Regions from separate parts of the Homo sapiens genome. Here all the other regions are linked to region 1. A link is a loop called in an ENCODE intact Hi-C map of the cell type or tissue named here. Cell type or tissue: OCI-LY7. All regions are shown on one strand.

Region 1 (4,000 bases):
GCTCCACCTTCATGACTTCATCGCTTTCCAGAAGTCCCACCTCTTAATACTGTCATATTGGGTATTAGCGTTCACAAACAAATTCTGGGGGGACATCAACATTCAGGCCATAGCAGGTTTCTCAGGGCCCAAAGAACAAAGCTCTTCAAGGAGGATTCAGCTGCATTTGGGGTTGGTGCCCTTGGGAGTGGCAGATGTGCACATGCTGGCTCTTCTGCGGATGCTTTTCTGGGTTTTCTCAATCCTCTTCCCCTGTTGTTGCCAGTTCACCAGCTGCAGCTCTGGGACATGGGTAGCCCCTGTTAGCTGGCACTCACTCGTCACCCTCAGGTCCTGGCATGTGCTGCTCACCTCGCCCCTGTGGGGGGATGTGGGTCCACCCTGCCTCTAGGGAGACTTAGTGCATGTATAACTCACTGGCTCTTGGAAGAAGAGGTGGCTCCAAATACCTCCTTCTCTCGCCACTGCAAACAGCCGTCTGCTTTGCAGGTTGCATCTGTCCTTACACCTCCCAAACTCCAGGAGACACCTAAAGCTCTTCAGGGAGTTCTCTGGAGCCCAAGTCATTTATCTTGAGGTAGGTGGAGAAGCAAAACATATAGACACCTCTCTAAAAAGAAAGACCCACTGCTGGCCTCTCCTGCATCCTTAGCCTCCTATCGTATCACCCCAAGGCGAGGCTGGTGTCGGTCCCTTAACAACACCCCAGAGAGGGTCTATACCTCACTTGAGAATGGGGGTGGGAGTTGTTTGACCCATATATTGTTCTGTGTTGGGGTCTCAGCAGAAATTCCAGCAGTCACGAACACAGAGTCCCTTTGAGTGTCCTGTTAGGGGCTGGAGTAGGCTGGGGGCATCTTTGGATATTACCTGGAGGGCAGCCCAGTGTGAAAGGCCTGACTACCAGGGAATGGAATCCGGGCTTCGTGGTGTAGACAATGGGCAGGCAAGGTGTGTTTCTCTTTCCTTTTCACATGTAGGTAAGTGCAGCCCCAGTTGCTGGACTTGCCTTCACATCCACGGACCTGCCCTTTCCCAGGGTCAGCTGGGTTCAAAGGGCTCTCAGAACGTTTTCTTTAAAGGAAAAATGGAGAGTGGCAAACGCGTGCCTAGGTGGGAGCAGGGAGTAGAGGGGGGCGGTTTAGATAGCAGTAAGGGGACATCAGACCAGCTACAAGCCAACAAGGAAAAAAGTGACGTAAGGAAAAAAATCCCAGGGAGCAGAGAGAAAAGTAGACTCCCCAATGCCTCGCAGTAAATGAGGACGCCTGGCGCCTGCGGCGAGGTCAACTGAGGTCAGACGAGCTTATCTCTCCTGTCCCGGGAATTAAGGGCATCCTGGGGACAGCTGCAGAGCAGGAGGCTCCCCGTGCCCTCCTCTTCCTAAGCAAGTCAGGATCCCAAGAGGCGCGTGCGGGGAGGCCCCTCCGAAGGGCTGCTGGCTTGTGTCTTCCACCAGCGCAAAGGGAAGCTATCGGTTGCTTCTGCAGTGAGGCAAGCTCAGCCGGACGCCCAGAAGAGAGACGAGGTGTCGCTGTCGGGGTGTCTGCCTGCCTCTTTAGGATCAATTATTAGCGTACAGATCCTAAAACAAAACAAAACAAAACACTCCTGAAAACATCGACTTGCCTCAGTGACAGGCCCCAAGTTCGGGACGCCAGGAGACGCCAGCGGGGCTGTGAAGTGCAAATCGCCCCGAGGCAACCCGAGAACGGGAGGACTGTCACCAGCCCGCCAGGAGAGTGCGATGCCCCGGTCCGTTCCGGAGCAGGGAAACTTTTGCGGGAGGCTGCGCTGGCACCGGCCGCCTGGCGCGGCTCGCGCGGACCCGGGCGACGGGACACGCAGCGCGGCACTGCCACCTTGTGGGCATCGGCGGCAGCGGCGCGGCGGGGCGAAGCCGGCGAGGCGAGCGACCCGCGGCTCGGAGCCCGACGCCGGCCAGCGAACGCCCGCAGGAACGCGCCGGCCGAGCGGGAGCCCGCGGGGGCGGGGCGCGCGGCTCCGGTCACGTGGGTTAGCAACAGGCAGCAGCCAATGAGAACGCGAGTCAGGTGGTGCGTGCGCCCGCCGCGCGCGGGAGGTAAGGGGCCCGGGAGGAGGCGTGGGCGCGCCACGGGCCCGGTGGGACCGCGGGTGGGGAAGTCCAGAAAGCTTGCTCTTCCCTGTCAGGAGCCGCCTGCCGCAGGCGGGATGAACGAGAGCTGTAAAATGGGACTGTCCCATTCCCACGCTCCACGGCTGCGACCCCTGTACGGGGCAGTGGGCGGCGGCGCGGGTAGGAAGCAGGCGGGGAGCGACGCGGAGAGCCCGATTTGTCCCTCCTCCAGCCACTTGTTGCTTATCCATGGGCCTGGGACTGCCATTTGGATCCACACAGGGGAATTAAAACAAAAAGAATAATGAGGCTCCTGGCCGTGGCGGGGTGCGCATTGGCCCTCTTGCCCTGCGTGTAGCAGGTGGAGGAGACAGGCTCCATCCTTAGAGCTTCCCAGAGCCCAGGGTTGGCCTGAAGACACCAAAGCAGAGGACAGCCAGGAATTGGGTCAGAAAGAAAAAGCTTCGTTGGTTTTAATTATTTTAAATAGAAAAGCCACATCCAAAAGTACCAATAATGATTTTTACAGTAAACCCACTATGTTGACATAAACCAGCCCACCCCTGAACGCACAGAAGACCGTAGCACAAACCGTGAGAGGCGTATTGAAGGACTGGGGCAAAATCAGGACCGACAGGCAAGCGTGGTTTCCATCAGGGTCTTACTCCTCTGGCTTCCTAGTTTAGGCAGATTTCACCCTGTTAATAGGGTCCGTGGATCGGTCTCTCTTTCTCTCCTCTCTCTCTAGCTCTCTATCTCTCTCCCTTTCCACCTCGTGTTTCATTCCTTTGAAACAAATCCAGGGAGCAGATGGCCTCAGAAGGGTATCTAATCCATGCCTGGCCTCGAGGCACGTACTATAAGCTGTGATACCGTGCTAAGGTGTTATTATAGAGACAAAAATATCTCAGACTGCAGGATCTAGCCATCCTATTCTTAAAGTTCCCTAGGGAAAGATGTTGTACAATATTCTTTGATAACCTACTACAAATGCTAACCACTTTAAGTACAATATAAGAACCTTCTGATCCTAGGTTTTATTTGTTTCTATTTAAACTCATTCAGGGTCAGGCTACCCAGAGGGCAGTTGAACACCTGTCCGGTGGCTTATGGGAATGCCTTGCACGATGTGCACTTCCCTCCACCAGGATCAGTGTGTCTGCTGACACTGGGGACCATGCCTGAGACATAGGTACAATTGGGCTGTGCCAGGGCAGCTCAGAGAAAGTGATCCACTCTGATTCAGACCCTGCCAGCTGAGTTACTTACTTCCCTTACTTCCTTTTTTTTGAGATGGAGTTTCGCTCTTTTTGCTCAGGTTGGAGTGCAATGGTGCAATCTTGGCCTACTGCAACCTCCGCCTCCCAGGTTCAAGTGCTTCTCCTGCCTCAGCCTCCCGAGTAGCTGGGATTACAGGTGCCCACCAGCATGCCTGGCTAATTTTGTATTTTCAGTAGAGACGAAGTTTCACCATGTTGGCCAAGCTGGTCTTGAACTCGGATCTCCAGTAATCTACCCGCCTCCGTCTCCCAAAGTGCTGGGATTACAGGCATGAGCCACCGCACCCGGCCACTTGCTTCTTTTAGAGAGCAGGCTTTGTGCACCTACCAGTGTTGAAATACACTACCTTAATGGTTATGCTTCTCCAAATTTGATATAGTATTTGATTTTTAAATGTACCATACTCTTGAGTTCCTGACCAGTACACTGTTTGAAGGATGTCACAAGGACGTGCATTTGAAAGTCTGAATCCACAAATATGTATTGTGCTCTAATTGCCAGGCCTGGGCTTAGATACTGGGGATACAGCATTGCAGCAGGGAATTTGCAGAATGAAATGGAACCGTGAAGAAAGGAAATGAAAATAAATCACCCTGTTTCCATAGTCACCTCCCCCACACT
Region 2 (4,000 bases), 69 kb before region 1:
TCCCGGGCTGTACCCTGCCTGCTTCTCCCATCCCTGCCTTCTGGCCGATTTGTCTTTAAGGTTTTAGCATTATCCCTCTGTTGACAAATGAATGCTTTTCTGGAAGATGAGGTATTTCCAGAAGCAGGCAGACACTGGCTGGAGCGCCGTAAGAGCTCTGCCTCCCTCGATTCGTTATGTGAACGGGAGAGGCCTGGAGGTTTTGCGCGAGCATTACGTTCAAGGTGATGATAAATGGAGTCTGGCCGGGGTGGTAATAAGGGAATTTCTAGCCAGATCCTGTCTAGACCACGGTTTGTTATGGAGGGAAAGCCACAAAAGGGGGCTATAGTACCCCGTTCCTCAGAGAAATTGTCCTCAGGGAGAGCCAAGCACATTTCCAGTCCGAACCTTCGTCCGGCCCCTCACTGGGGCCGCTGTAAATAACATTAGCCTGTCTTTCAGCAAGCTCTGGGAAGCTTATAAACCGAACACGGTTTTTGTTGTCTGTAGTTGTGCATTAAGCTCAGTACTGTCAAGTCTAATTATTCTCATTAAGGCCTGAAAGTTTTAGGGATTAATTAAGCAGAGAGCCAAAGCTTATGCAGAACAGCAATATTTTCCCCCTGAAGGATTAGCCCGTCATTCTGATGGGGTTTTCCTTGAGCGTTGCCCATTACTTTATAAGATAGCAAAGTGTGGAGCTCATATAATATGGATTAGAAATCGCCTACATTTCACATGTGCTATTCAGCCATGAAAATAAGTCCTGGCCCTTGTGCCTGTAACCCGGAAGGCTCACTAATGAGAACCAGGCAGTGGGGCTAATGAGAAATTCAATACGTGCCGTCTCTCCTTCCCGTTTCCTTTCAATTTACTTTCTACAGGAGCCAATATGTGTAGGAAAAGTCTGAGTGGATGCTGGTATTCTCCTCTTTACCTGGTAGGGATCTTAGAAATTATCTGATTCTAGTCCTTCTTGCTATAGAAGTGAAAACTGGGATTCAGCAACCTGCTTAAAGGGACCCAGTTAATGGCAAAGCTACTTGAAGAGAAGGTGACAGGAAACTTCAGGAGGTGTAGACAATCATTAGGTACATTAGGATGGTGAGGGTACTTAGTCTTAGGTTTTGGTGTGATGGAAAATGCCGCAGAAATGAGAAGGTCCCACAATGAAAGGAGGATGCTGGTGAGGACCTAATTTGCAGACGAGCCCCAGGAACTCTGGTGCCCTGCTTGGCAAAGGATTTCAAGGCTTCCTGGAGAAATGGGGGTAGGGGGAGGGATCGTTAAGCCCTGGCACCCCAGATATAAAAAGGAAAGTCAGACGTGGGTAATCACCCTGTCTTCACCCAGCAGCTCCAGTTTTCAGCAAGGCAGAGGGGACACTTCTGCCTTCAGTCTCCCCTACTTCACATCAAGGCGCCGTTGCATTTGATGGCTCGGGACGCGGCCTTCCTGCCTCCCACACTCCCAAATCCATGCCTTGTTTATCTTTTTAGAATGGATCTCTGATGCCTGCCCACCACGCGGCTGGAGTGGCGCCAGCATCCCCAGGGCACGTCTGTGATGACCGATGAGGTCCACCACCTCTACCCCAGACCCTCCCATACCCAAAGGCTCCCTCTGCCCAGTGAAGTCCCCTTCGCCCCAGCATTCCTGCACCAGGCACATCCCAAGGGTGGCCCCGTGTCCTGCAGGTGGCAGGAGAGTGCACCCTCCTCAGACACCAGTCTGATATGTCACCAGGAGAGAGCGGGCGGTCCTCAGTGTATGCTCTTTTCTTGTCTCTGGGGAGCTTGTTTTGGCTCCTCAAGAAGACCTTGGAAAAAGCACAGGTTGTAGAGGCGGCATTCGCCGGGCAGAACCATGTCCCAAGACAACTGGTTAGTGAGGCCAGGCGTGACAATCATAATCGGAGCAGCAACTGTGCAATGGCATAGGCAAAGGGGGCCGAAGGCGCAGCAGCCACCACCATTATAGTCAGACTGGGCACCGTTTCCTAAATGTCACACATCCTTCCAGCCCCTTGATCTTTGCTTATGAAAAGGGTCATTCCCTCTACAATCCTCTAGAACTCTTTGTAGGTTTTTGTTTGTTTTCCAAACACTGTACTTGCTTCTTTATCTGTCTCTCTATGAACCGTGAGTCCCAGAGGACCTCGTGGTCCTCAATTATCCTTGCTTCTCTGTGGCCTGTGCCATGGGGCTGAATGTTTGTAGCCCCCAGAATCCATATGTGGAAGCCCTAATCCCCACTGTGCTGGTATTAGGAGGTGGGGCCTTTGGGATGTGATTAGGGTTAGATGAGGGCATGAGGGTGGGGCCCTCATAATGAGATTAGTGACCTTATCAAGAGGATGAGACACTAGATCCCTTGCTCCCTCTCTGCCTGCAATCACCAGTGAAAGGCCAAGTGAGGACATAATAGAAGCCATCCCTTCCCAGAACCCAGCCATGCTGGCACCCTGATCTCTAGCTTCTCAGCCTCCAGAACTGTGAGAAATAAATGTCTGTTGTCTACTCCACCCAGGTCGTGGTCATTCATTATAGCAGCACAAACAGACTAAGACAGTAGGGAACAGTGATTGTTACATTATAGGTGCTTAGCTAACTTGCTCACTGATCGGCTGAGGTCTCTCCCCTGCCATTAAACAGTGAACCAACAATTAGTTAGCAAATGCAATTTCAGCTTCTACTGAGGGAAAGATAATACACCCAGCAGTGTGAAGAAATTTCTTTGCAGAACCAAACTAAAGGTCCAGGTTACTAAACACAGCATTAGTTTTTCTCAAATCAGTATGTGTTGTTATACAGGCAAGCCTAATTAATCATATTTCCAGGGTATACACTGAATAATCTGAGAGAAGAAATCAATTACCTAAATTCGTGGTTCTCATAATTCGAAGCAGTCGAATTTCAAAGTGTAGGTTTTAAATCAGAACTGTTGATCGTGACAGATGGGGACATGGGAGGGAGGTGTGCATTTTAAATTTTAAAGAAACGTAATTTTATAGCAACCTGCATCTGTTAATAGGTTACATCTGTATCTTTTCAATGTTGCAGACATATAAGGCAAAAGAAATATTTTATAGATAATTCAACTAATTGACAGGCCTTTTGTTATTTCTTTGTTTTTTGGGGTTTTTTTGTTTTGTTTTGTTTTTGGTTTTGGTTTTTTTGGTTTTTTGTTTTGTTTTGTTTTTTGAGATGGAGTCTCGCTCTGTCACCCCGGCTGGAATGCAGTGGTGGGATCTTGGCTCACTGCAACCTCTGTCTCCCAGGTTCAAGCAATTCTTGTGCCTCAGCCTCCCGAGTTGCTGGGACTACAGGTGTGCGCCACCACGCCCAGCTAATTTGTTTTGTATTTTTAGTAGAGACAGGGTTTCACCATTTTGGCCAGCCTGGTCTCAAACTGCTGCCCTCAAGTGATCCACCTGTCTTGGCCTCCCAAAGTGCTGATTACAGGCCTGTGCTACTGCACCTGGCCTCTTTTCTTATTTCTAAATCTACTAACAGAGGCTGTTGACTTAGCACTTCTGCCCAAGCTCCTTCAAAGGCAAAACCATGCAGGAGGTGGGGAAGGTGCCTAGAATAAAAGGATGTAACAAATACAAGATGAGGAACAAGTAATATCATTTTTCTTATTGCTTGTTAATTATAATAACTCAGAAGTTGAAGCTTAAATATGTCTCCTTATCTTTTTTTATTCTTCTTTAATTAGTTCTGTTCAGTGAGCACCCTGGTTGGCATGTGTAAGACGTGCTCAGGAATACTCAGCCAATGACACTATAGGATTGCCGGATTTAGCAAAACTGATGTTGTAAAGCCGCTTGAAACTTCTAACGTGTGTAGAGAATTGTATGCACTTTAACAACAGATACATTTTCTTTCCTCTCCTAAGCTGCATTTGTGCCCATCCATTCTTGACCACATGCCTGTATGGCTGCTGTTGCTAGGGAGCCTGGATGTGACAAAGGGCTTTACAGCTCAAAGATCAGAGGGACCAGGACGCTGTGAGC
Region 3 (4,000 bases), 330 kb before region 1:
TGGAACATTCTAGCTCTGTGATCTTAGCCTTTCTGTGTCTGCATATTCCTAATCTGTAAAATGGGAATAAACCAATATTTCCTTCACAGAGTTGTCAGGGGGATTTAATGTGTCAATATTTGTTAAAGCACTTAGAATACTATCCGGCATATTGTAAATTCATTTGTAATTGGCTGATGTTTCTCATCCATAAACCCTTGAGGTAAGGAAATGTTGCAGTCTATTTTGATGTCCTGGTTAAACCTGACATTGTACTAAGAATGAGTAAGGGTTAAAGGCAGGAGGGGTGGTCCAATCTTTTGGCTTCCCTGGGCCACACTGAAAGAAGAAGAATTGTCTTGGGTCACACACAAAATACACTAACACTATTGCTAGCTGATGAGCTAAAAATAAATCACAAAAAAATCTCATGATGTTTTAAGAAAGTTTATGAATTTTGGGGGGCTGCATTCAAAGCCGTTCTGGGCTGCATGTGGCTTGCAAGAGTGGGTTGGCCAAGCTTGGTTAAAGATATATGCAAGAATCACCGCCATTCTAGCTGAGTGCTTTTTAATTGGGGGTTCTAAAGTAGTGAATTTGAACTTGAATAATTCGTGGCAGGTGGCAGGAGAGTGAAGTAGGAGAACCCCAGGGTTGGAAAGTGAGTTTTATAAGGAAAGTATGAAGAAACTGGTTTGTTCTAGAAAGCCAAGTCGCTCTAGAAGGAGTACGGAGTAATAGATTATTAGAAGTACTTGGGTTCTGGAGTTAGAGCAAGCCACTCTAAACTTGAACTGTACCACTAACTACGTGGGTGGCTTTAGGCCAATTTCTTTCACCTCCAGCCTAGGGTTTCTCTTCTGTTGAAGAAGTGCAATAAGATCCACCCTTATGAGCTTATCGTAAGGTTTAGAAAGAATAAGTAGTTCATGTTCCTATGTTCCAGGCACTGGTCTAAGCTCTTTTCATATTATCTCACTTAATTCACACAACATCCCATGGGGTACTACTGTGGGTTGAACTGTGTCTTCTGAAAAGATCGTATTGAAGTCCTAATCCTAGGTACCTGAGAATGTGACCTTATTTGGAAATAGGATCTTTGGAAATGTAATTACATTAAAATGAGGTCATACTAGGTTACGATAGGTGCTAAATTCAATATGCCTGGTGTCTTGTAAGAGGAGAAGGCACAGACACAGGGCAAACATCATGTGGTGAGAGAGGCAGAGATTGGAGTGATACAGCTGTGAGCCAAAGAATGCCAAGGCTTGACGGCCACCACCAGAAGCTAGAAGAGGAAAGGAAGGAGTCTTTCCTGGAGCGTTCAGAGAGAGCGCATGGACCTGCTGACACCTTGCTATGGAACTTCTGGCCTCCAGGACTGTGAGAGGATAAATTTCTGTTGCTTAAGCTGCCCAGTTTGTGATGACTTGTTTCAGTTGCTCTAAAAAACAAATACAGATACCATTATTTTCCCTGTCTTACAGATGGAGAAACTGAGGCAAAGAATAAGCAAGTAACCTACCCAAGTTCTCACATAACTAGTAAGCTAACCAGGGTTTAAAAGCAGGGCAAACTATGGAGTCTGTGCTCTTAATTATTAGCTGATATTCAGTTGGGTTCTGGGTGATTTCATCATTTTCCTGGGGAACACAAAGTTTTTATTTTCAGCTCTTAAATGTTGATATACTTCACCATCCACCATCCCCAAGAGGCATTATTCTGTGGAAGGAGAGTGATCTCGTCACATGGTTATCTGAAGTCCTGTCCTCATTAGCCCAGCTGAGTCTACGTTCAAATCATGCAACTTTTACAATATTCACACAGCCAAGCTTCCAGCCCAGCTGGGTCACAGCAGGCTGGTGACAGAGACTCTTCCTCCATGGATCTTGGGTAGAATCCTCAAATGGCTTCTTCAGGTGATACCAGAGAGAGGCCTACCTCCTAAGACTGGCTGTGCTTCCTCTAATAACTGTATCACAGCAACTATGGATAAAGCAAACTGCTATAGGCAGAATATTTTACAGTGACTGTTAGAGGGCCCTACTGACTTAAAGAGAGAACAAGAAAGAGAATAAATGAAATCTGAATTACTCCCAAATTCCATTTCATCCAAAAGCTTTACCTTCCTCTTTCATCAAAATGATTTTCTCAACTGCAACCATTAGAAAGATTTTCAGATTTCAGCATCATATGTATTTACTTCTCTCTCTCTCTCTCTCTCTCTCTCTCTCGATACTCAGGAAAATGCATGCCCGAGAGAAGAGCAGAGGCAATCCAAAACTGGATTTCCAGTCTAGAATCTTCTAGGTTTTTCTTAATCAGTTAAACCTTAAAAGACACAAAAGCTTACTAAGCAGCTACCATCTATTTTTCTGTTTCTTTTGGCCTGATAATCTTCAGTTTTACCAAGAACCCACCCCCAATCTGATTCCCTTGAGAATGTGCACTGGCTCTTGGCTTTTGGATGCAGGGCAAAGAGAAGCTTATTCATTGCCCTCTGCAGGCACCAGGCTGCAGCAGGTTGTTATTCAAGTTGATAAGGCTTCCATCCCTGGGGAAAAACTCCATCTTGCCAACCGTGACCCTGACTCAGGGTGTAAGCTGAGCCCAGGCACACCTGTACATCTGACAGATGAGGCAGGCTCTGAAAAGCCTCTGCTGACAAGCTTATCGGAGTGCAGACACCTGCAGAGGGGCCCACACCTTTCTTGGTGAGGGCTCCAAAAGCAGCCTTGATTCATCAAGTCTGTGTACTCGGTTGAAGAGAGATTACTTGGAGAATCAAAAAGGGGTTGAATTATGCCAAGACCAAAAATCATGCTTGGAAGGAAATATAGCCATTCATTCATATCATGGCTCTGTTTGATGGAATTCGTTAACATACCCTTCACTGGGTTTTGTTCCAGATAAAATCCTATCTTTGTCTTGGGGAGATAAGGGTGAGGACAAAGACAATTTAGATTGATTAAGCCTACTATGTTGCCTGGCACAAGAGGAGGTGTTTTATATTTAGCATCCTGTTTAATCTTCCCGAGAACCCATGTGATGAAAGTGCTGTTATCTTGATTTTACAGAGAAGAAAACTGAGCCTTAGAGAGCTTAAGTCACTTTGCAAGATTGCACATCTAATTAGTGGCAAGGCAGGATCTGAAAGGGTTCTCCCAGCGTTTTATGTCCACTAGCAGCTGTTCCCAAGCATACGAACTCAGGAAACCCAAAGCCCAGGGGTTTGGGGACAATTAATTATGTTTGTGGTCCTTCATGAGTGGGGCTCATGTTGCTATGTGTTGGCTGTATGGGGGAAGGTTGACCTGAGGCATGACCCTGTTACCCAGAATTCCAGGCAGATGGTGCAGAATGGCCCGGAATGGCCCAAGTCAAAGCTGATAAGGATTGCTGTTGGTCTCTGTGCTCGCCTGAACTAGAGGCAAATGATCCCAACATATCAATTTAGAGGCACATCAATTTATACTCTAAAGCAGTGGTCCTCAACTGGGGGCAACTTTGGCATCCAGGAGACATTGGGCAATGTCTAGAGACATTTCTGATGGTCACAACTGGGAGGGAGTGAGATGCTACCAGCATCTAGTAGAAAGAGGTCGGGGATGCTGCTAAGCATCTTACAATGCACAGAGAAACCTCCTGTATAAAAGAATTATCTGGTGCCAAATGTCAGTAGTATCAAGATTGAGACACCCTGCTTTGAAATACTATCCCACCATATACGTGAAGTTCTTAGCACAGTGACTGCTACACAGCGATCAACAAACATCAGCTTTGTCATTATCGATCACCAGGTTCCAAGCATTCGTATGTGAAGGCTGAGTTGACGATTTTTGGTAGGTGATCCCTGGGGTCCTCCCTGGGGAAAGCAAGGAGGAATGGGATGCCTTCCTCCCCTTGGTGACTGCGCAAGTCACCCACTGACACCAGTTCTCATTAATGCGTCAAGCTCCTTATGAATCAATACTTGAAGATTTTTGCTTTTATTTTTTAAGTAGAGTTGGCAAGGTGTGTG
Region 4 (4,000 bases), 170 kb before region 1:
TCTGTTTGTCTAACATGCTCCATATCACAAATTGGAAATCCTTCCTAATTAAGATATTGTTAAATGTCCTTTGTTAGCAGATTTTAACAATGTTAATTAGGAGGTTAGAGTGATCATTGTTCATCTAGCAAACAATTAGGGTGATTTGCACTGTAGCTTTTGAGAAACTTCTCAGCAAATCAGGAGTTTCCTCTCCACAGAGAGGGGAGCAGACCAGAGAAGGAAGAGGACAGGCAGGAGAATGGGCAATGTTTTGCCTAACATTTTTAGCTTACGGGCCAGGGTAAAGCATGAGGAATTGTTAGACATGGGCCTAGTAGCCATTGAGATATCAGTGTTGACCTTGACCTGGTGGCATCACTGTGTTTGCAGATGCGCTATTTATCCCCAGTTCAGGAAAGCCTGGTCAGAGAAAGTGTATGAAACAGCAGGAACCCCTCTCAGGAGCCTTCCAAGCTACACCTCCCCACCTAGCAAAAAACAAAGGGAAAATTTTGAGTCCCTTCAAGGGAAATTCCAGGCACCTAGCTAACCCTACAACCAGCAATTAAGGAAGTAAATGAATAACCTGCTAAGCAGGAAGATAATAGTAACTTAAACAATAGCCACCAAGTAAGCCAGAGTCACAAGATGTTTGCTTCCCTATAGAAACTAAAAGATATTATCTTGACGTATCCTTGAGCTATTTTTCAGAAACAGGAGCCCCACCAGATAGACAATGTTGACCACCGTCACATAGACCTCAGATAAGGGGGCACTGAGGACTGAACTCTAACTGATGTTCTTTGTTCTAAATTTCCTCCTGAGGTGCCTGGAGAAAGTCACACCCTCAGGCCAAAACTAAACATAGCTTTCTGCTAACCCCAAGTTTTTAGACAAAGCTTTGCTTCCTTAACCAATTGCAAATCAAAGAATCTCTGAATCCACCTCTGACCTGTAAGCCTCTGCTTCAAGATGTCCCCCTACGAAGGGCCAAACCAATGGGTAACTTCCTTGTTTTGGTTTACAATTCCTTGTATTGGCTGCATGCCTTCCTTGTCTTGGTTACGACTGCAACTATACATTTAATGCCTTTAAATGTCCATTTCAAAGTACATTTCAGGAAAGCAGAAGTTGCAATTGTAAAAACCCTTGCTTGTCATCCGTCTGGGAGTTTGAGTCCTAAGTGTTAGCTGCCCAGTTCTCCTTGCTTGGCACCCTGAAATACATGCCTCTCTTTCACTGCAAATACCAGTGGTGTTCGTTTTTGGCTTTTGGCTTTTTCTGTTCACTGAGTGGGTGACCCAAAGTTTGGTTCAGTAACACGCAGTTTTCAGGTTTCTTAATCGTCTGGTCAAGTGAGGGTATCTTCCTAAGGCAACAAAAACAATGCCACGCCAGCCATATTTCAACATTTTCTGAAGTTAGAATTTTATTATTTTTAGCAGCAGATGAGCCTGGGCTCCTTCTGCTATAGTCTCCAATCCCTGCCACTTCTATGCCCCCAACATACATCTGCATGATAAAAAACACTTGACAGTCTTTTTTCCTTTTCTTTCTTTCCTTTCCCGCTCCCCACGGCCTGATACTTGTAGAGGGATGTAAGGAGGGAGAGAAGGAAGGAAGGAGGAAGGAAGGAAGGAAGGAAGGAAGGAAGGAAGGAAGGAAGGAGGAAGGAAGGAAGGAAAAAGGAAAGGAAGAAGAGGAAGGAAGGAAGGAAGGAAGGAAGGAAGGAAGGAAGGAAGACAGGACTTTGCATTTTGCTACTTTGAAACTGGAAATACAAGAGCAAAGTATATTTTGAGAGGAGGACAGAACTGGCCATTTGAAAACTACCAGAGGACTTTAGTTGCTTTGAGAATCTCATTCTCTCTTGGCAAAGGTGCCCATGCAGAAGGAGGGCAGGCAACCCAGTGAGAAGAGGGATGGGATTGGAAATCGAATGCAAAGACTCTGAGTTCTATTCTGGGTTTCACCAATGATTTCTCATACAAACTCAGGAAGTCACTTAACTGAAAGTCACACCTGCTTGGAAATGGCACTAAGTTTCTAACCACACACACCCAACACTTGGGGAAAAAAAATCCTAATAGCTCTCGGCAGCTGCTGGGTGCCGGGCACTGTGCTAGGCGCTTTACATAAATTTAACCACAGCCAGCACTTAGCTTCAACACTGAGGGTCCTGAGGCCAATTTAAGTGGCTCTCAAGTCTCTTTTATCCTTGCGGGGCCCCATCTGCTGGGGGAATAAAAAGCCCTTTTATGTTCTACAACCTCACAGACCACCCACCCCAGCAGTTTGTGCTTTGTCACAAAAAACCCTCCATCTAATTAACAGGGCACAATTTTAATGAAATATTGAAGTAAATTATTCATGCCTGTCAGTAATCAAATATAGATGGGTCATCTTGTAAACTGTTACAACATCTGTCATTTGCTTTAAAGTACTGTAGCGTAGATAATGTGATGTCACGTACATATCAGTTACCTAAAGCCACAACCTAAGTGACAGTAATAGGAATTTACCTTGTAGGAATCTACCTTCAGCCGTGTTCTTATCGAGCAAGTTCAGAAATGGGTATTCATTGGGTATTCACTGGGGAAGCCGGTGGCATGTTCATCAGCATAATGGCTATTGTAAATGGGCTCTCACTGAGGAAATTTGATCTGAGTCATATGAAGTTCAGTATGAAGATGAACCCAGTTTTCTGTTTCTTTGCACTGGCATAAATATGTATTCAGCTGTGCCTCGGTGTTCCTGGCCTGCCCTATTTTTTCTCCTCAGTGCATCCACTGCCTAGTACAGAACAGATTTTCAACACACATCCCTTGAATGAAAGAGAAAAGCTACTCTGTCACAACTGGGGAAAAGTTAAGTAGGGTAGAAAACCCACCGACCTTTCTCAAGACCTGATGGAAAACCTTGGCAGGTGAATATTACCCCGTCCAAATTTCCAGACAGTGCTCTCAGGATTTCCTGTGTTGCCAGTAAACCTTTTACTTCCATGAAGAACCTTTGGTCGTCTTAAAGCGGGTCAACTTTTCCAGCTGTCTTTATCCACGGGCAGCACTGACGGAGACCATAAACTCATCCAAATTTAGGCACACAATAAACTGGAAGAGTGGAGAGGGTATTCAGGCTATGAAATTCTGATGGCTCATTACCATGACAAAGGTTGTAACAACTTGGACAGGAAGCCGAACAAAAGGCAGCCACCGTTCTATTTACAATTCTAGGATTGTATTTGTAATCTCTCTTTGCAGGAGAAAGAGACCGCCAGTTAAAAAAAAGACTGAAACACAATAGGAAGAGAGAGTCCACAATGCTGAGAGACACCAAAGGGATCAGAGTATGAGCACACACACTATGTGTGTATTTCTTCTCTGTGTATGTACACAGTCGATGAGAGTAAATTATTGTCATGGGTAAGGGTTTAACATTATTGACCCATGCGATGGCTTTTAAAAAATATATGCCACATGGCTGGAATGCCAATTTGAAGTGGAGAAGCATTTAGGAAAATGAATAGGCTGAGCTGGAGTATTTTCATGGAACAGAGCAAGCCTCTTTAATTTGTTCACTGCAGAGAGCCTGAGAGTAAGCCAACATTGTAACCTGCTAAGTAAAGCACCATGAACATGATTATTAATGCAGAGAAGGGAGGCTCAAGAGTTATTGTGCTGTGCAGGTTTTGGTTTCAGGAAGGCAATAATTGTTCCAAAGTCACTGACAATTTTGGTTAACAAGTGATACAAATGGATCGGGTCCGTTGGCCGTTCTCTGGGGGCCCTCCCACACCCATAGCAGCTAAACTCTGCAAATTCTGATTCATTACCTTTGACTCCCCTTTTGTTACCTATCTAGCCGGTGTCGATAGTTGGGAAGTGTGTGGTGGCAGGGACCATTCAAAAGGGCTCCCCTGCCTCACAGTCCCTGGAGCTCGAGGAGCAAAGACATTGCTTTTGTTCAGATGGAAAAGAATGAAACCCACGTTCTAGCCTATTGTCCCGCTGCAAGCCAG
Region 5 (4,000 bases), 110 kb before region 1:
CCTGGATAAGTGGTGATTCTGGGATGTGAAGCCATGTCTATCAGCCATACTCCCTACCTCTGTCCCTTAGTTCAGTGCAATCCATGTGCTCTGTCCATTCAGCGTTCGTACTTCTGTAGATAGCAAGTATTCTTTGGGACAATCTCTTTTTCATCATCAGTTGTGATGTTTTCTATTGATGGATTAAATCAGAAACTCACAAGAATCCAATAACAAATGCCCAGAGACTTCCGAGATGTTGAATGCCCCTTCCTCAGCATGCAGGGAAAAGTTAAGGAAGCTGGGAACTTAGGAGATAGGTCCCAAGCATGCCTGTACACTGGGATCCACCTTGAAGGAGGAGGGAAAGAGGTTTCACTCTCAAAGCATGTGTCAATCTGGGATCAGAGGGGAGAGACCAGACCCAAGTGGGTGCACAGGTGTCTAATTCTCACCCCCTGCATTGCAGGCCACCAGGGGCTTAGGGAAAGGGATATTTAGACCAGTCCAAATAAAAAAACTTGATGTTCCTGATACTTAAAATTACATTTCCACCTCTCTGGGCCTTGGACTCCTTACAGATGTTTCAGGAATACTATTTTGAACCCAAAGGGAGAGTTTAGTGTGTCTGATCACTTGTGAGCAAATCCAAAATAATTCTATTTGCAGAATCTTACTTGCACAGGTTTTGCTTTGAACTAAGGGGAGAGAAGGAACAGGGGATACAGCACTCAAGTGAGGGTATAAGTGGGTGCACAACTGTGTCAGTGTGGCCGTGAGTTGGTAGAGGTTAGTTGTGTAACACCACAGGGCACACACCCTGCAGTCCATGTCCCCAGTAGAAGGCAAGGGAGGGAGCTCCCCACTGGCATCCTAAGCCCCCAGACCTCAGGGAGCATTGGGTGATGTGGCATTCTCCAGGGAACAGGGGGCAGTGGAGGTGGGGAGAAATCTTCAGGCAACTTAGGGAGCAGAGGCTGTCACCACCTAGGAGCAACTAGAGAGGAAGACAATGACAGGTGCTAGTGACAAACCGCTACAGATGGGGGCCGTCCAGACCTAACAGGGTGAGACCTTGACAGCGATCCTACCTGCGTGGGAGGGGCAACAGCTGAGACATCAGGCTATTGTGCTGTTTCTCTGGACCACTCTATCTCCACAGCCTGATGCTTTTAGAAATCAGATGGTACCTCCCACCCCTAACATCCTATGACTTGAAGCAGCAATATTAGCAACGTTCCACAGAGTCCAAGAAAGACTTGAGGAACCCACCTGGGGGGCAGAGGATCAGTCAGCACACACACTGCAAACACCATGACAATGTCAGTTCCTTGAAAACAAGTTGTACAACATGTTGTTTCTGATGAGCCTGGGACCCACAGCTCCGTGCTGCTGATTCCAGCACTAATGTGAGACTACTGGGCCCAGGCACAGCATCTGAGCTCTGCGTCCCCCTCCCCCCAACACCGTGGTCCTGATGCATGCCATCCAATCCCCCGGGCACACTGCAGCACTCCGTGTCAAAGCAGTGCCTGGCAGCATGTCACAATTAAAGGACCTATCAGCATTTCCATTCTAAATACCCCCTTTGGAAGGATTTATTATTTGTCCATTAAAATAAATTGAAGGCTTGCTGGAACACAGAGCCTCAGCATGTAAGCAATTTGTTGGAAGGGCTTTATTTTCGGGGGTGTGTGTGTGTGTGTGTGTGTGAATGTGAGACTAGATTCAAACCCAATTTATTTGTAAGCTAACAGAAAACACCAAAGGAACACTTCACAATCAGTATTTTTTTTTTCTAGAAACAATAGCAAAGGACAGTCAAGGAGTGTAAATGTAACCTGGAAAGGAGCTGTCAGGCATCTTTCCTCTTCCTAAATATCAAAGCCAAGCTCTGTTTGTGGCTCAGCCCCAGTGGATTGATCTATCGACTATCTAAATGACAGAGCTGCAGACAGATGGCGCCTGTCCCAGGCAGTTTCTCCTGGTGGTTTCCTGTGATGGGCTGACATCCCCCAGTTCTGGGGAACGGGCAGCACCCTAACAGTAAAGCCACTGTTAGCAGAAACTTCTCCAACAGAAACTCCTGCCAGCCATCACCCCTTCCTCTTCTGTGCTTATTATTGGGGGAGGAGAGCCCTAGGCCCAAATCATAAATCACCTCCAACACCAGAGTACACACTCTTAATGTTTGTGTTTCCAAGTGACTTTGGGGGCGGGGGAGGTTTGGGCTGGCCGCTTTTGTTTGTTTTAGAGACTGAAATGTGATTTTACTAATGCAGTGCTGGAAGAGGCTTTTGCTAGGAATTTTCAAAGATTCTTGTCAGTACATTTCTTAACCTAAGTTGGCAGGACCAAGAGCTGAGATGAAAAGGAAAGAAATCTCAGCAGAAAAAAAAAGCCAGAGGTTTACCCAGAGATGGCTTGGTGAGGTAATGAGAGCCACCACATCACTCTCGCTGCTAGCAGGTGCCAGGTCCTGTTCTAGGAGCTACCAATGTATGGACACAAGCAATCCTAACGAAAGTCTTGTGAGGCAGGAACTGCTGCTACCCGGACTGCAGAGGATGCTGAGGCCCTTGGAGAGTGGCTTGCCCAAGGACACACGCAGGGAGCATGGCGTGGAGGAAAGGATTGGGCCAGGCACTGAAGCTGCACCCACACAGCCAGCAAGCCCGGCCTGCTCTCCTTTCACTGCAGCATATGTGCCCCAAGAAAGGGCATCCTGGGTGAATTTGAAGGAAAGGATAGTCTGAGCCTTTATTTTTCACCTTGAAGATAGGTTTGTCTTCTTACTTGGGCACTGAAAGGAAGTGTGTGTGTGCATGTGTCTGTGTGTGTGTGCGTGTGTGTTTGTGTGTGTTTATTGGTATGTGTGAGGGTGTGCCCATGTGATGGCACAAGGCTATGCGTTGTATGCCTGCTCTTTATGCTTGATGCCATGGCTGTAAGAACCGAAGAGAAAGGACTTTAGGGAGAAGGCATCTGGTCCAGAAGCACGAGGTGACCGTCCACAGCCCACCTCACACACAGCCCCTGTTGGTAGCACAGTGGGGCCTGCAACGCAGGCCTCCTGCTCAGTCCAGAGCTCTTCTGACTACAGAGGGTCCTTTGACAAAAGGAAAGGTGGGGGTAGAGTTTGCTCCAGGTGTCAGAAAAGACCAAATGAGACCAGTCCAGGAGGGAATTCATGTTAGCCGGACAGTCTCTGGTGCTAGGGCTTTCCACGGTCTTCCAGTAAATTCTAATCCTCGTGTAGGAAACACACTTGTTACTCTTGGCAGAGGGAAGGAACATAAAGGGAGTGTCACGCTTCACAGACTGGAGCGCCCCATCATTACACAGGATGGACCACCCACCCTTCTGGATAGATCCTTGTTCCTCACTTACAACCCTGCTTGTTTTTAAGGGGCCTAATTAGCAGAAAATGTCGTTGACAAATATTGCATAGGCAGTGCCCCAGGGGTGCTTGGAAGTCCCAGTCTTCCCAGCTCTTTGAAGTCCAAGAATGAATGTTGCTTGTCATCTGCCTTCCCACCCCCACCACAGGGATTACTGAGAATCCCTGGAAAGGGGACAGAGAACCTTCTCAGCTTCAGCACCCAGGATCTCTAGTAATGAATAGTGCTAGATCCCCTCTCTCAGATACTGCTGGTTTGGGTACTTTTTTCTCTCTCTCTTTCTTTCTCTTCTTCCTTTCTTCTTTCCCTTTCTTTTTCTTTCTCTTTTTCTTTCTTTCCTTTCTTTCTTTCTCCTTCCTTCCTTCCTTCCATCCTTCCCTTCCTTCCTTCTTTCTTAGATCTCACTTTATAGTCCAGGCTGGAGTGAAATGGTGTGATCATGGATCACTGCTACTTTGAACTCTGGGACTCAGGTGATCCTCCCACCCCAGCCACACAAGTAGCTAGGACCACCATACTAGGCTAATTTTTATTTATTTATTCATTTTTGTAGAGATAGGATCTCACTATGTCACCCAGGTGCTCTCAGACTCCTGAGCTCAAGCAATCCTCCCACCTCG
Region 6 (4,000 bases), 500 kb before region 1:
ACCTACCGCCTAGGAAGGGAGCGCCCTGGACAGGCAGCTGGTCTCAGTTCTCCGGCCAGGAATACAGGAGAACCTTACATAACCCTGCAATTGAGCTCTTGGAAAGGAATGGCTGCCTGATGCAAAAATGCTTAATGAGAGGTGAACAATTAATGGAGGATGGGGCTCTGTTCCCAGGCCAACTAGGAGTGAGTGGTGACGGGTGCACAGGGTCTCGGAGTCACCCTGGGGCTGTGCTCATTCCTGACTCATCAGCAGCTCACTCACGACAGGCACATGCTGATGTCTCCATAGTTTGTCCCCAGGCAAGCATTCTGTTTCTATCTTGGTCTTGCCCTGCACACTCAGTTTTGGTATTTTAAAGGATTTGCTAATAATGTTCCTTTAGAATCGTTTTGTGGATCTGTCTTTCCCTTCCTTCTTTCCTTTGTGAGGGTTGTCTGGCATCTTTTTTTTACTCCCTGGCTGGTTATTCACAAACCAGAGGAACAGTCCTCATGTACATCAAACTTACCTCTCAACTCTCCAGGTGCTAAACCTTCTCATGGAGAAGAACAAACTTGACTGCTAGCCCATTCTGCAGCAGAATTCTGAGAGCTAGGGCAGGCTCTGTTACAGGTCAGGAGAATTGGCCTGATTAGAAACCATTTGAGGTAGGGAATGGGGGCTCACACCTGAATCCCAGCACTTTGGGACACTGAGGCCAGGAGTTGGAGACCAGCCTGGTCAATACATGAGACCCTGTCTCTACAAAAAAAAAAAAAAAAAAAAAAAAAAAAAAAATTTTTAGTACTCCGAATAAATGTATCTGTAAAAGGAAAGCCACAGTAATTCAGAGTCATGGTTTATATACCTATTTCACATAAGATGCCACTGTATCTTCTCCTACAATTAATAAGTTGTCTTTTTAGTACAATTCAGGTCTCTTTGCTTTTGGGTCTTAGAAGCCTAATTTTCTAGGCTCTGGCTATCTTTGACTACTAATAATATCATAAAACTATGATAATGATAATAACTCTTATTTATAAGAGTTGATATCAGGCACTGGTGTAAGGGCTTTCCTTACGTTACTGAATCTAATCCGTACATAAGATCAGTGTAGTCAGCATGATTAGTATCATCTCTAGGTTACACATGAGGGAATCAGGGCTTAGAACATCTGAGAAAATCCAGTGACGATAGAGTTTGAATTCAAATTGACATCATTCTGATTCCAGAGCTGATTCTTAGCCATGTCATATTCTAAGTGACGTTGAGATGACACGCATGATCTCATTCAATCATGTGGCTTTAAAATCCATCTATATGATGGGTGAGCCTCAAATTTATATCTCTAACTTAAACCCTCCCCAGGCTTGGGGATGCAACTGCCTGCTGTCATTGTCAGTCCAATTTCTTTCTTTCTTTTTTTTGAGATGGAGTCCCACTCTGTCACCCAGGCTGGAGTGTAGTGGCACGATCTTGGCTCACTGCAACCTCTGCCTCCTGGGCTCAAGCAATTCTTCCACCTCAGCCTCCTGAGTAGCTGGGACTACAGGTGTCTGCCACACCCAGATAATTTTTGTATTTTTAATAGAGGTGGGGTTTCACCATGTTGGCCAGGCTGGACTCAAACTCCTGACTTCAGGTGACCCACCCGCCTCAGCCTCCCAAAGTGCTGGGATTACAGGCGCCCAGCCCCTCAGTTGAATTTCTAACAGGCACCTCACACCTAAGCTGACCTAACAAGCTTGTTCTTGCCCCCTTGCTCTCCCTGCTCCCTCAGTAAATTTGTCTCCATTCAGTTACTCAGGCCTCGATGAAGGAGTCACCCTTGACTCCTCTCTTTCACAGCTCACATGGACACCATCAGCAAATCCAGTGGGATGCCTGTATTCAGAATCCATCCACTCCTTCCCTCCTCCACTGTTGCTGCTCCTCTACTGTCTGTTTTCAACACAGATGTCAGAGTGAGTCAGCTTTTGTCACTTCCTTGCTCAAAATCTTATCTCATTCAGAGAGTTCCAGTTAGTAAGTTATCATCTTTCAGCTCCAAAGCCTTCCTTCAATACTTGATTCTATGCTGGGCCCCTGAACACTGCATTTCTCCTTTGTTGGGCTCCTTGTTGCACTCAGCCAGTAGGGGTTGCTAGAGAGGCTCCTACTCTTTCCCATGGGTATCCTGTCTGCCTGTGGCTCCTGTGTGCAGCACCCCAGTACTGCTGCTTCATCTTGGCAGCAGCAGTTTCTTCCTGTAGCAGCTGTTCAATCTACGTTGCAATTTTTCCTACACTCAAGAACCAGACTCATTGTGCCTTTTTAGGGCCACAGCACTGACTGCCATTGCCCCATCTTTGAGGTTTGGGTTCTAGCCCCATGGGACTGTTTTCTAAGCTTCTAAATTTTAATTATCCGACAGCCCCCTTTTTCTTCTGCCAGCCCCAGGGGTGGAGCTTCCTGAAGTTGTTATACGAAAGACACCTTAGAGTTGTCTTTTTACTCTTTCAGTTACCTGGTTAAGACTTTATTCCTAGAAAATTATTCTTTATATTAAATTAGCCGTGTTAAAATAACTGGTGTGGCTTCTGTCTCCTGGTTAGGCCCTGACTGATGTGCTGAGTTAAAGGTGAAGTCCTTAAAATGGTTTGCAAGGTTGCAAGCGATCTGGCTTCCGGCCACCTCTCCTGTCTTAGCTCCTTCCACTGTCACCGTCATTCCTCGCTCCTTTTGGCCCCTTGCTGTTCTGTAAACACACCAATCCCTCTCCTGCCTCACAGTCTTGGCCCTTTCTGATCCCTTTGCCTGAAAAACCCTGCCCTGCAATTCTACATGGCCTCTCTTTCCCCTGCTTGGGTCTTCCTGAGATGTTACCTCTTCAGTGAGACCTTCCCTGACCGCACCACATAATCCACATCCCCCACTCCCCCCACCCCTGCCTGGATGATTTCTGTCCTTCTTAATCTGCCTTGCTTTTTCCATAGCACCTATCACCATCTGATAGTCTGTTTATTCATACTTGATTATTTGTTAATTCCTGTGTCCCCCTAACTAGCAAATAAACACCCCAACAAGGCAGAACTTTTCCTACTTTAGTGATTGCTACATCCCAGACTTTATAACAGTGTCTGGCGCATATAAATGCTTGAAAAGTATTTGTTGAGTGAATAGTAAAATTGAAGTTCTGGACTGTCAGGATTAAGACTGTCCTAGGCCCGGTGCTAGAGGGAGAATCCTAAAGAGGACGCTGGCCTTAGAGGAAAATGGTAATCATGCTTCCCACACCACATGTCAGGGAGAGCAGATGGCAGTGTCAGCTCACAGTTCGCATGAGTTTGGGGTGTACTTTTGAAGACTGAGTAATGTCTTTTCTCTCCCTTCTCCAAATTGCTATTGTTAGACCTGAAAAAGCCTGTAATAAAATTTGGAAGCTACTGAGTTTATGACATCTCAACTTTACCCTCCATTTCCACCCCAAATGGCTTTTGAACTGACACTGAATTGCTGCCTTATTAAATACCATCCTGAGAACTTTACAGAACATTTTAAGTGATGCCGAGCTCCCATGAGCTTCAATCATAATGGAAGAGCCTGGGACCGTTGGTTGTCAGCTTTTTCTTGTCATCTACATGGGGACTGTCTGTGAGGGTGTGTCTGCTGGGTGAAGTGCCACACCTCGCTTCCGAGACGGGGCCTAGCTCGCTAATCCAAGAGGGCTAGCAACATTTGCAAACCAGGAAGAGGCAAGAGAGGACTTTCTTAACAGTAGCAGTTACTGGAGACCTAACTTCTGAGGGTTGCAGGTTGAATTGTCCCTAATTCCTGGGGATGACAGGTTCCACTCTGCCCTGCCAGATTATGGGGACGCTCCCTGAATTACAGTGGCAGCTGTTGGGTTCCACTGCTGCGACTCATCTCTTCAGTCTTGTTGGCCTTGGATCTCAGCCACCCGAGTTTCAGAAGGTGGTAAGCTGGCCAGTGTTCTTGGCCCCAGAACACGGTTGTGATTGGTGCCATGTTAAAT

Evidence for each region. Hi-C counts contacts between places; a loop is a spot of excess contacts. Peaks named below come from ENCODE experiments on the same cell type or tissue, not always from the same donor. Only the 100,000 strongest peaks of a DNase experiment are listed, where the experiment ranks them.
Region 2: a loop joins it to region 1, with 7 times the contacts of the local background. A loop is called at or near these places in 13 of 110 quality-filtered maps.
Region 3: it touches region 1 in a loop (5-fold over the local background); 3 of 110 quality-filtered maps call a loop at or near these places.
Region 4: it touches region 1 in a loop (3-fold over the local background); 5 of 110 quality-filtered maps call a loop at or near these places.
Region 5: it touches region 1 in a loop (7-fold over the local background); 11 of 110 quality-filtered maps call a loop at or near these places.
Region 6: it touches region 1 in a loop (4-fold over the local background); 32 of 110 quality-filtered maps call a loop at or near these places.

What each region holds. Positions count from the first base shown.
Region 1 is chr6:14,209,164-14,213,163 of GRCh38, reverse strand. No RefSeq gene overlaps it. Among named protein-coding and RNA genes, the nearest start is that of LINC01108, 74 kb to the left of the region's middle. RefSeq lists an enhancer at 1,440-1,499 and silencers at 1,750-2,189, 3,280-3,329. In OCI-LY7, CTCF peaks have their summits at 1,595 and 1,796; a DNase peak (open chromatin) is centred at 1,983; H3K4me3 peaks cover 1,578 bases; H3K27ac peaks cover 496 bases.
Region 2 is chr6:14,278,633-14,282,632 of GRCh38, reverse strand. LINC01108 (long intergenic non-protein coding RNA 1108) reads left to right here. Exons shown (of 2, transcript NR_108097.1): 2 at 1-2,506. Among named protein-coding and RNA genes, the nearest start is that of LINC01108, 4.8 kb to the left of the region's middle. In OCI-LY7, CTCF peaks have their summits at 1,493 and 1,692 (motif pointing right); DNase peaks (open chromatin) are centred at 1,692, 3,492 and 3,952; H3K27ac peaks cover 787 bases.
Region 3 is chr6:14,543,413-14,547,412 of GRCh38, reverse strand. No RefSeq gene overlaps it. Among named protein-coding and RNA genes, the nearest start is that of LINC01108, 260 kb to the right of the region's middle. In OCI-LY7, CTCF peaks have their summits at 2,297 and 2,499 (motif pointing left); a DNase peak (open chromatin) is centred at 2,592.
Region 4 is chr6:14,380,633-14,384,632 of GRCh38, reverse strand. No RefSeq gene overlaps it. Among named protein-coding and RNA genes, the nearest start is that of LINC01108, 97 kb to the right of the region's middle. RefSeq lists enhancers at 2,490-3,033, 3,034-3,575 and a silencer at 3,901-4,000. In OCI-LY7, a CTCF peak has its summit at 2,213 (motif pointing left); DNase peaks (open chromatin) are centred at 1,112 and 2,052; H3K4me3 peaks cover 1,175 bases; H3K27ac peaks cover 2,395 bases.
Region 5 is chr6:14,315,264-14,319,263 of GRCh38, reverse strand. No RefSeq gene overlaps it. Among named protein-coding and RNA genes, the nearest start is that of LINC01108, 32 kb to the right of the region's middle. In OCI-LY7, CTCF peaks have their summits at 1,742 and 1,945; DNase peaks (open chromatin) are centred at 1,053 and 1,953.
Region 6 is chr6:14,709,368-14,713,367 of GRCh38, reverse strand. All of the region lies in intron 1 of LOC101928354 (a long non-coding RNA gene), which reads left to right. Among named protein-coding and RNA genes, the nearest start is that of LINC01108, 430 kb to the right of the region's middle. In OCI-LY7, a CTCF peak has its summit at 2,113 (motif pointing right); a DNase peak (open chromatin) is centred at 2,147.